2 separate regions of the Homo sapiens genome follow, and region 1 is linked to region 2. The links are chromatin contacts, found by Hi-C or POLR2A ChIA-PET in ENCODE. All regions are on one chromosome and are shown on one strand. Each heading gives the region's core, a stretch centred on a gene start or an enhancer-like site at or near the end of the contact. The rest is flanking DNA. Distances are from core to core; before and after follow the strand shown. Region 1 overlaps TBC1D22A (TBC1 domain family member 22A). Region 2 overlaps TBC1D22A (TBC1 domain family member 22A).

Evidence for each region. Hi-C counts contacts between places; a loop is a spot of excess contacts on that map. ChIA-PET counts read pairs that join two places held with the same protein, here RNA polymerase II (POLR2A). Pooled maps may share reads with other maps.
Region 1: a loop to region 2 is called in a map of gastrocnemius medialis, with 3 times the contacts of the local background. The contact joins two enhancer-like sites. A Hi-C loop is called at or near these places in 4 of 168 maps with a recorded cell type or tissue (endothelial cell of umbilical vein, gastrocnemius medialis, heart left ventricle and 1 more) and 4 of 50 pooled maps. POLR2A ChIA-PET finds 5 or more read pairs at or near these places in 1 of 52 experiments (WTC11).

What each region holds. Positions count from the first base shown.
Region 1 is chr22:46,933,082-46,938,152 of GRCh38, forward strand. All of the region lies in intron 8 of TBC1D22A (TBC1 domain family member 22A), which reads left to right. Among named protein-coding and RNA genes, the nearest start is that of TBC1D22A-AS1, 20 kb to the left of the region's middle. RefSeq lists enhancers at 445-494, 505-674, 1,208-2,407, 2,774-3,339. Within about 2 kb of position 1,975, at least 13 of the 41 ENCODE cell types and tissues checked have a DNase peak (open chromatin) inside an H3K27ac peak, as active enhancers do; they include endothelial cell of umbilical vein, where a contact is called at or near this core.
Region 2 is chr22:46,843,167-46,847,977 of GRCh38, forward strand. The region is part of intron 4 of TBC1D22A (TBC1 domain family member 22A); the gene reads left to right. Among named protein-coding and RNA genes, the nearest start is that of TBC1D22A-AS1, 70 kb to the right of the region's middle. Within about 2 kb of position 2,750, at least 2 of the 41 ENCODE cell types and tissues checked have a DNase peak (open chromatin) inside an H3K27ac peak, as active enhancers do; they include endothelial cell of umbilical vein, where a contact is called at or near this core.

The DNA.
Region 1 (5,071 bases), core at 725-3,224, 89 kb after region 2:
TGCCATTGTCTTCTGCTACTTGCATTTCCTCCCTCTGGAAATTTTACATTTTCTGCCTAGCACCCATCTGCCTTCCATTCCTATCTTTGAGCTGTTAGGATCCATCAGCAGTTCTAGCAGGTGGCATTCTTCTCAGGACCACTTTCTCCAAATAAACAAAAGTTAATCATGATCACAACCACAGCGTGTGCTCTGAGCAGAGGGCAGAGGACAGTCAAGGTGAGGTGCAGGTCCTGGGCCTCAGGTGGGCCTTCCCATTAGGTAAGCAGTGTCTTCCGATCCTCAGTAGAAGGAGAGGTTTCTCCAGGTCCAGGATTTTCAGCATGGCTTGGAATTAGTCGAAGCCATGGAGATGAATTGAGGTGTGTGAAAGTTCTGCTCTTGGACAGGGCTTTCTCTTGGCCAACCCAGTGGGAGGGAAACGAGGCAGTCTCTGATGGGGTGAGAGGAAGTTCTTCTTCCTCTCCTGAGTCTCTGCCCTCTCTGGCCTCTTCCACACAGGGATGCTATTTAATTCTGAGGACAGAGACAGGGAGAGACCACTGGGGGGGGGTTGGCCCCCTGTGCCAGGGTGGCACTGGCCGGCAGCCTCTGCACTCAGATGCGTGTGTTCTCTCTCTGCACTGCCCGGGGCGGGTGTTGACTGCAGCCACGTGGCCCCTGAGCACGGGAAATGTGACCAGCACCACTGAAGGTTCAGTTCTGTTTCATTTTCATTTATTTCAAATTAAGTAGCCACACGTGGCTTGGTTCTGGTCTTGGGAAACACAGCTTTAGTGTGAGAGGAAGCAGAGGTGGGGACAGGGGTGTGGGGATGAGCCAGGCTGAGTTGAGGCTGTGTGGCCAGGTGGTCTCCAGCGTTTAGCCTTTTCACACTTGAGAAAGCTGGACTCCCACTTTGTGGGGTGTGGGAGTTTATATTTGATATGTGCCTTTTAATATTTTCTTTTTTCTATTTGCTTTTCTTGCCATCTTTATCTTCTCGAAAGGAAAAACAAAATGGCACAGGCAAGGCTTTTTGACCCAGTGAATGGGTGAGTTTGCAGACTTTTTATTTCTCATGATCCAAGTAAGGATTTGTAGTTTTCATGATCAAAATTAAATTTTCTCTTTGCAGATAACTAAGGAATCTACTTTACCTTGAAATTTTAAGTACCAGGGAAAAAGGACATGAGAGTTATGTGTTTATCAAAAGTGGAGACACTCAAGTGCGTAGCAGAAGGCACTGGGCTTTGGAGTCCTGGAAACCTCGGTTACATTCTCAGCCTTCGTGCTCTGGGGTGTGTGGTACGCGTGGGCACGCACCCTTTCTCAGTGCCGTAAACTCGGGCCAGTGGGAGTAGTGAGTATCTTGGAGGGTTGTTAGGAAAGTTAAAGACTCCAGTGTGCAGTTGGCTGTCAGCAAATTGCAGCTCCTTTCACTTGCCAGAGAGAGCAGGAGTCTCTCACCATCCCCCAAATCGTCTATACTACTCTTGGGGAAGACTCTTCTTTTTTAGGACTCACTTCATAAGACGGCAAGGACTCTGCCATTGCAGTCCCTTGGCAGTAGTGATGGAGTCCTGAGGGTGAGGCGCGTCCATGCTCTAGCCCGGGGACACGTCACCCACTTCCAGGAAGGGTCTGCTCTAAGTCTGTCTCCTCTCTGGTTCAGTGCAGGGCAATGCGTGCCGCCCCCGCTCAGCGTTGCCTCGAGTGTTGGTGTTACGCTGCTGGAGAGGGAGCAGCTCATGTGAAATATGGTCTGCCCACCCTTCGCCTGTCCAGGGGCCCTCCCTGGGCTCAGGGGCCATCAGCGTGTGGTGGCCACAGCGTTTTCACAAGGCCAGCTTGCCTGGTGAAGGGAGAGGGTGGGGAGGGGAGGTGAGTCTCCTTTAGAAAGCTGTTTGATATCATGGTTAGAGGTTTGGTGGTTTCAGTTAACTTGATTTTCTGTTCAATAGGGGCCTGGGTGTGCTGGGCTTCCTCTGAGTGTCTCATCATGCAGGTTTTCAGGGTGAGTCATCTGTGTGTCAGGCACAGCTGGTCACTGATATGACTCCCCAAGCAATGAAGGCATCAGTAGGTTTCGAAAGTGGCCTTAAGAAGGTACAAGTAATATTACCTCTGATGTCAGCCAAGCAGAGTAGAGTCCAACATTAGCACCTTCTCTCCTGTAGCTCACATTCAGAGGGCTGGGACGAAGCCCCTGTATTTCAGCAAATTAGAAACTTTGGTTGAACATTCAGGACTCTAAGTGATATCCTGGAGTACATGAGAAAAAATGGGAATTCTTGTTAAAAAGTGAGTCAAAAAAATTATAATCCTGAAGTTGCCTCTGGGTTACTGAGTTCGCACAGTGAATTCAGATGCACCCCCACTCCCCCGCAGCCCCTGTCACAAGGGCCGTATGGGCAGTTTGAAAATACAGTTAGAAACCATGAAGCTTCAGAAAGTTCTTGGAAAATGACCAGTCATTAAATGGATTCAAAGCTCGAAGTTTGGGTGACATTTCTCCCTGTGATTCCGTCTCGCCCCCCTCCTTTCCGAGTCTAGGAGTCTTGCAGCGGTCACTTCCCCAGGCGGCTCTGCTGCTGTGCTATGGGCCGTCTGTGGGCTGGAACCAGTTAGACTTCCTCCCTGTCCTTCTATCCCATTCTCTTCCTCAAAGATGCCCGTGTCTCTGTAGCCTTTGCTGTCGCGCTGTCTCCTGGGCCCTCCTCTGAACTCTGAACCCATGTCTCTGTAGCCTTTGCTGTTGTGCTGTCTCCTGGCCCCTCCTCTGAACTCTGACCCCGTGTCTCTGTAGCCTTTGCTGTCGCGCTGTCTCCTGGCCCCTCCTCTGAACTCTGAACCCATGACTCTGTAGCCTTTGCTGTTGTGCTGTCTCCTGGCCCCTCCTCTGAACTCTGAAGCGCTGTGCTTATGCAACTGTTTGCTGTCACTTGATCACTGTCAGCATTGGATTATTCTGTCCTCATCAGCTTTTGAGTTAATGCCAGGCTCTGAGTGCCTCATCCTCAGCACTGTTCCACCTTAGTGGAGAATTTATTAGGTGCCAGAGGGTGCCGGGCATGTGCTGGTCACCTTGACACTCATGGTTCTTTCCTTGAGTTGTCCCCTCACCTGTGATGGCTGTAGGGACTTGTTGCCTTTGCGCTGTGATTGGGTGAGGCCTGGGAGCCTCAGTGTGGTGGGTCCTCCTGGGGCCAGGCTCCTCGCGGTTCTGCACGCCCTCTTCCTGGGGCCAGGCTCCTCGCAGTTCTGCACGCCCTCGTCCTGGGGCCAGGCTCCTCGTGGTTCTGCATGCCCTCGTGGCTCCCCGCACAGCCTCCCTGCTGGGGAGCTTTCAGGATTCCTCCAGAAGCAACTCAGAATATACAGGCAGTGCCCCAAACAGTACATAGCACATCTCTTTAATGAACTGTGCCCGCTGGGGCCTGGGGCCAGGGCCGGCATTCCCATCCTCCTTTGATGATCTCCATTACCAAACAATTTTGGCGGACAGCCTGACAAGCGGAGCGTGAGACAGACTCATGGTAATTATGGATCTTTCTGTCGGATTCTGGACAAGGGCTGTCAGTTAACCGCTCAGGCTCTGCAATGGAGCCCTGAACAAAAGAATCAGGTGTGAACGGGAGCCTCACTCTGCGAGGACACACAGCCCAGTAGGGCAGAAAGTTATTCTTGAGTATTTACCAGGCTGGCAAGGAGCAGTATTTACCCTGCTCTTCGTAAGCCACACTGACCTAGTCTGCAGCAGTTTTAAAGTTTTTAACTCAAAGTAAAAACAAAACTACTCACCAAAAAGCAAACTCACAAAAATAAACGAATGAGACTAGTCTTGGGGACTGAAAATTGTTTCAAAATCTCTAAGTGTACAGCTGTTCTTGAGATTAATGTTTTCAGCTGACAGTCATCATGCTTGGCTTTTTTGTGGGGGGCAGTGACAGATAGGGTTCTTCTGTGGTCTCCTGAGGAGGGCCGCAGGGATTTGCATTCCGGCACAGGTATGCTCTGCGCTTTGCTTTTGTTTTGAAGAAAGGCATAATCTCGTGTCCATTTTAGGATGTTTGAACATTTCAAACTATTTTATAAGGATTGATGTTTTGTGATTTTTATCCTGTTCTTCAAAGAACAAGGAGAAAATCTTATTTTTAAAAAATAGAAGAAAATGCATTCTAGCCTGCAGTTACCACATGGACCCACCGCATCTGTGGGGAATCCAGGATATACAGTTCTGCGCCACATAATGACGTTTCTGTCAACACTGGATGGCGTATACCACAGAACTGTGTGCGAGCTGGAGAATTCCTCTCACCTGGTGACATCATGGCCATTGTAATGTCTTAGCAGCATGCATTAACCACGTGTTTGTGCTGATGCTGGTGTCAACAAACCTACTGCACTGCCGGTCTGTAAGAAATGCAGTTCATAATACTTGATCATGATAGTAAATGACTGTGTTACTGGTTTAAGTGCTTAGTATACTATAATCGTTATTTTAGAATGTAATACTTCTAAAAAAAAAGTTATTTAAAAAAAAAGTTAACTGTAAAACAGCCTCAGGCTGGTCTTTCAGGAGGTATCCAGAAGAAGGCATAGTTATCAGAGGAGACGATAGCTCCCTGTGTGCTGTTGTCCCTGAAGACCTTCCAGTGGGACAAGGTGTGGAGGTGGAATTAATGTGATATTGATGATCCTGTGATATGAATGATCCTGACCCTGTGTAGGCCTAGGCTAATGTGTGTGTTTGTATCTTAGCATTTAACAAAAAAGTTGAAAAAGTAAAAAAAAAAATTAAAGACAGAAAAAAGCTTATAGAATAAGAAAATGAAGAAAAAATAATTTTGGTACAGCTGTACAATGTATCTGAGTTTTAAACTAAGTATTATTATAAAAAAGTCAAGTTAAAAAGTTAATAAAGTAAAAAAGGTACATTAACTAAAGTTCATTTATTACTGATGAAGGAAATTAATAATAATAAATGTCGTGTGGCCTAAGTGCACAGTGCTCGTGAAGTCTCCAGCTGTGCACTGTAATGTCCCAGGCCTCGCAGCCACTCAGCACTCACTCACTGACTCACCCAGAG
Region 2 (4,811 bases), core at 1,500-3,999:
CTGCTGCTCGCCTTTAGCTCAGGGTCCTCATCTGTCAAGTGGGAATCACTTGCTTCTGTTGTTACGAGCATTCGGTGTACTAATACAGTAATACAAACCACCACCTGCACAGAGCAGCGCTCAGTCAAGTCAGCTGTTGTTGTTGTCATTGATTTTTATGATAATAACTCCCCTGCAGAGATAAAACAGCCACGGGTATACAGTGGCTGCCCGGCCGGTGCTGCAGCAGCTCTTCCTCCTGGGATGCCAGGGGATTGAGACTCGGCTTTATTCTGAAGCTGTCCCAAATATGAATCATTCACTGTTATTAAGCCACCTCAGCATGCCCCCTTTGTTATCTGGGCCCAAAAGAGCACAGAGTGTGGCCCCCAGTACATTTTGGGTGACGCCTTTACACCCATCCAGCAAGTTGGGGCTGGGAGTGGGTATCACGCGTTCTGTAGATGACGTCTGTAGACTTCTGGGGTTTTTCAATAGAGGGGCCATATTGTTTATCATCTGTTTTGGGGGTAAACGGGGCACTCTTAACAGTTTAAGAGGGGCAGGTGAGCGGTGAACTGGGTAAACTGAGATGTATGATATCCTAGTTCCCTGGGGTGAAGGAGGCCAAGCTTTTCTGTTAATGAAAATAAACTGCATCTCATTCACAGCGGATTGACCTGTGAGCGTAAACACAGCCTGGGGAGTAGCACCCGGCAGCACCCTGTGTTCTCACATCATCGGGAAGGACAGCTGCCTTCCATTCATCATGCTGGCAGATGCCGTTGGCTGTGCTGGGGCCAGAAAGCATTTGGGATGGGGTCAGGACATCTCAAGGCAGATAGATGTTTGTGGGGTTGTTCGGTCTTGAGGGTCACACGGTCTCTGTCTTCTTGGCTGTCATTTGCAAAGGAGTACAAGCTTGGGCTGGACTGGCCAGCCAGCCTTCCTGTGGGTGTAAACATGTGGGTAAGGCATGCTAGATGCTGGGCGTGGGCACTCTGGTCCAAGCACATTCTTATCAAGCCGTTCTAAGCATTCCAAGTAGGAGTCTCATTGAGAAGCATCCCCGTCTGTGGTCTTGCCATGCCACGGTGCCCATGTCCAGCAGTCACTGAGTACACCGTTAACTGCTGTGTAGACCGTGAACTATTCCACTGCGTGCTGCTTCCTTCTCTTCTTACTCTCCTCTTTGGAGAAGTTTATAAGCTTAGTTGCATTTAGTTATAAAGCATCTGGGCAGCCCTGTCTCCCTCTGATTGTACCCCCTGTGGGCATTCATTAAGCACCTCCTCTGTGCCAGGCAGTGTAGCCACCAGCATAAAGCTAGTGACTGAGTGTGTGCCAGATGTCTGTGTGGTTGAGTCGTCAGCTTGACGTGGTGGGACAGAAGTGAGTTTGCAGGAGACTGGGTATAAGGATGGGGAGAGCTTATGGGTGGGTAGAGGAGCACAGCACAGCCAGAGTGAACCAGGCAGAGGTGGGGCCGAGTGATTCCTGGGAAGGGTTGGGCTGAGCTGGATGCTTCCATCTGGGTCCCCCGTGGGGTCTGGAGCAGTCACTTACCCAGTTGTAATGAAGCCCTCCTGCTCACTTGCAGGCATCATAGCAGTTGACGGTCTGAGCACAGTGAGGCTGGCCTGGACGTCTGAGCGGGGTCATCCCAGGCCCAGGGGTCCTACTGGGCTCTTAAGTGGAGAGTGGTAGGAGACTGTTGGGTTGGAGATGCTGCGCCCTCCTTCATGCCAGCAAGTATTGCCTGGGTGGTCTCAAAAGTCCTGTGCCATAGTCAGATTTGGTTTCTAGGACTTCTCCAACTCTGGAATTCTCTGGAGAAGGGAGTCCTGTCTGTGCCTGGAGTCCAGTGGGCCCTGGTGTTTCTTGGTCATACCCTGGCGTCCAGTGACTGTAGTCTTTGATTCCTGCATTATCTGCAGGCGGTTGCCTGTGCCAGGAGAAGGCCATTTTGGTGAGACGAGGAATGTCTTTGTTGATCCGTGGAGGAAAGAACGTAACAGTGGGATATTGAGATTGTTAATCAATTGTTTTAGGATAAATACCCAACTTTCTCTCCTCTTAGCTGATTAGATTCCATCTTTCTCTGTGCTTGAGACGTAAGGACGTCTGTGCTTGGGCACAAGGTTGTATCTGACGTTATTTTCAGTCTTCTACATGGATCCTGAATAAGTCTTTTGTTCCATGGAGAAGATTAAGGGCAGTATTTGGTTGGAAAATTTTTAATGAAGCACCTAACAGAGCTATTATTATTCATTTCTGAAACAACTTGCTGCGGTTACCGTAGTAATATTAAGCCTTTTATTAAATATTTTTCCTTTCGGTTTTGAGGTAAGTTTTCATTAAATGCTGATGGGGGAGCTGGAGATCCACGAACCTGGTGTCTGGAAAGAATTTTCTAGCTCTGCTGAGTTAAATCATTCAAGGAATTTATGTTATGGGAACATAAAGCTTATAAATCTAGTTTATCATATCTATCATTTAATTGTTCATGCAAGCCAGCTCTTCATGTAGCGATTTACAGTAATCTCAGTGAAATAACAGTGTTGTGTCCCAAAATGAATAATGCATGCCAAGAAATTGTTGAGCTCCTTAAAATCATTATGCTCAAAATATTAGGCTCTTTTATTTGAAAGTGATAGAATGATGATCATGTACTAGTTGCAAGCTGGGGACTTCAGAGTCTGTCGTTCCTGCTTTGCGTTGGGTCGCCAGCCCTCAGGAAGGAACCGCGGCGAGCCGATTCCAGGAGGAGGATACGCCTTGCTGCAGTCGGCCCGCAGGAGCAGCCGGGGAGCTGGCAACAGCCAGGGCTCTGTGGGAGGGCTGGGATGTTGGCTTAGGGGTAAAAAAATTCTGTGTTTAAAAGATGAGATGCTTTTTAGACATCCATCTGTCTGGGACAAGAAATGGGTATCTTGCCATTAGTATTGTTGCCAGGCAGAAACCATGGAGTTTATCACAATGCATCTGGAAGGCAGCAATGTGCCGAGTGCTTTTTCTCCCCTCTCCTGTTACTCATCTATCTCAACAGCACACATATACCATGATGTGGTTTTAAATAATGAGGCAAACAGGCAATAGCTGTTGTGATCTTTCAATGAGAATGGTTTAGTGAGTTGGATTTGTTGCTAGCAGCACTGATCCATTTGTATGTATGTTTGTCAGTGGGCGTGGCGACATCGCTTACTCACCTATGCTTTCCGTCTTTGAAGAGCTACCCTGCAAGCAGTGTTGAGGTCAGAGGAGACAGTTCACTGTGGGCTGTGGGGTGCTTAAGTGTGGGAGGAAGGGTGACTTCTTTTCCAGAAGAGGGAAAGGCTCTGCTCCTCGGGAAATGGACGGAGTTTTCCCCAATGGGAATATCATCAATCATTGTCATCAGGCCTGGGCCACCTTTACCATCTCTCACACTTAAAAAACAAAAAAAACTGTGTTATAAAAAATTTCAAACATGCACAAAGATCGAGAGAACAGTGCAGTGAAGCAACACACCTATCAGCCAGATTCGGCGGGTATCAAGATACGCCACCAGCCTCTCATCTTCACCCGGATTCGGCGGGTATCAAGATATGCCACCAGCCTCTCATCTTCACCCGGATTCGGCGGGTATCAAGATATGCCACCAGCCTCTCATCTGTCCCATTCTTTTCTTTTTCTTTTTCTTTTCCTTCTCCTTTGCTGGAGTATTTCAAAGCAAACCCCAGACATCCTGTCATTTCCCCTTTCTGTACGTCAGTATACATTCCACAAAAAACAAAACAACTCCTGCGGTTTTCAGAACCCGGTGCTGGTGCCGTCGAGAGACTGTTTAGGCGGGTGTCCCCTTCTGTGGAATCTCGCGTGGGGTTCAGCAGTCCAGGGCCGGGCCTTGGAGGCCATCAGCCTTCCTTATCGGCTGTGCAACTAATGATCTTTGGTCAATTGGGACTGGACTGAGGACTCTGCAGTGTGGAAAACCAGTTCTGCGGTGACCTCTCCCTCATTTTTGGAGACCCCAGGTGGGCCTAACCTGGAGGCATTTGGTATGTTTTGTGCCATTAGTTTGACATTTAGATTCCCACATAGGAGAAATAGTGTAGAAGAGATTGCCACCATGGGAGACCTGGGAGGCAGGAGGCCTGGCCTCAGGTGTCCTGGAGAGTTGTAAAGGCCAGAATACACCTTTTCGGAGGAGCAGAAGTCACCTAGCCAGTGCTGGTTTACATATCTACCAGTATCTGCCCTAGACGTACCCAGTAGGTCCTAAGGCATGAAGGTTGGCCTGGTTTATGTTATGTGTCATTTTCCTCACTTCTGTTTGTCAAGAACATTTTCTGCACGTTGAGAATGATCATTGTTACGCATTCTGCTGCTTCTCTGCCTTTCTTCTATCCCTTCTCTTCACACGCTCCTCCTGCCCCACTGTGTGGACGTGTCTGTAGGAAAATGTGGGGTGTGTTGGGTTTTCCTGTTGGTCTAAGTCATGCCTGCCAGGTCTGTTGATGATGTCTGAGGTCTGTGTTTTTCTCAGGTTAGGACTTTTGAGTCCTTTCTTACAAAGGGCTTTATGTACAAAACAACCCTGTAGTAGAGGCACCCAGGCTTGTTGGTCCTCTGTGTTTGGAGAGGAGTGCCCCACTCATTCCAGGGAGGGAAAATGGGGTTTGAAATGAAAAAGTTTCCATTGTAAATGGACACTTTTATGTAAAACATCTAAAAACATGTAGAGGACCAGTTCTGATGGCACCTAGAGAAATAGTCAAGGTACCCTAGTGGGTGTGTGTGTGTGTGTGTGTGTGTGTGTGTGTGTGTGCGCGCGCGCACGCGCTCTACAC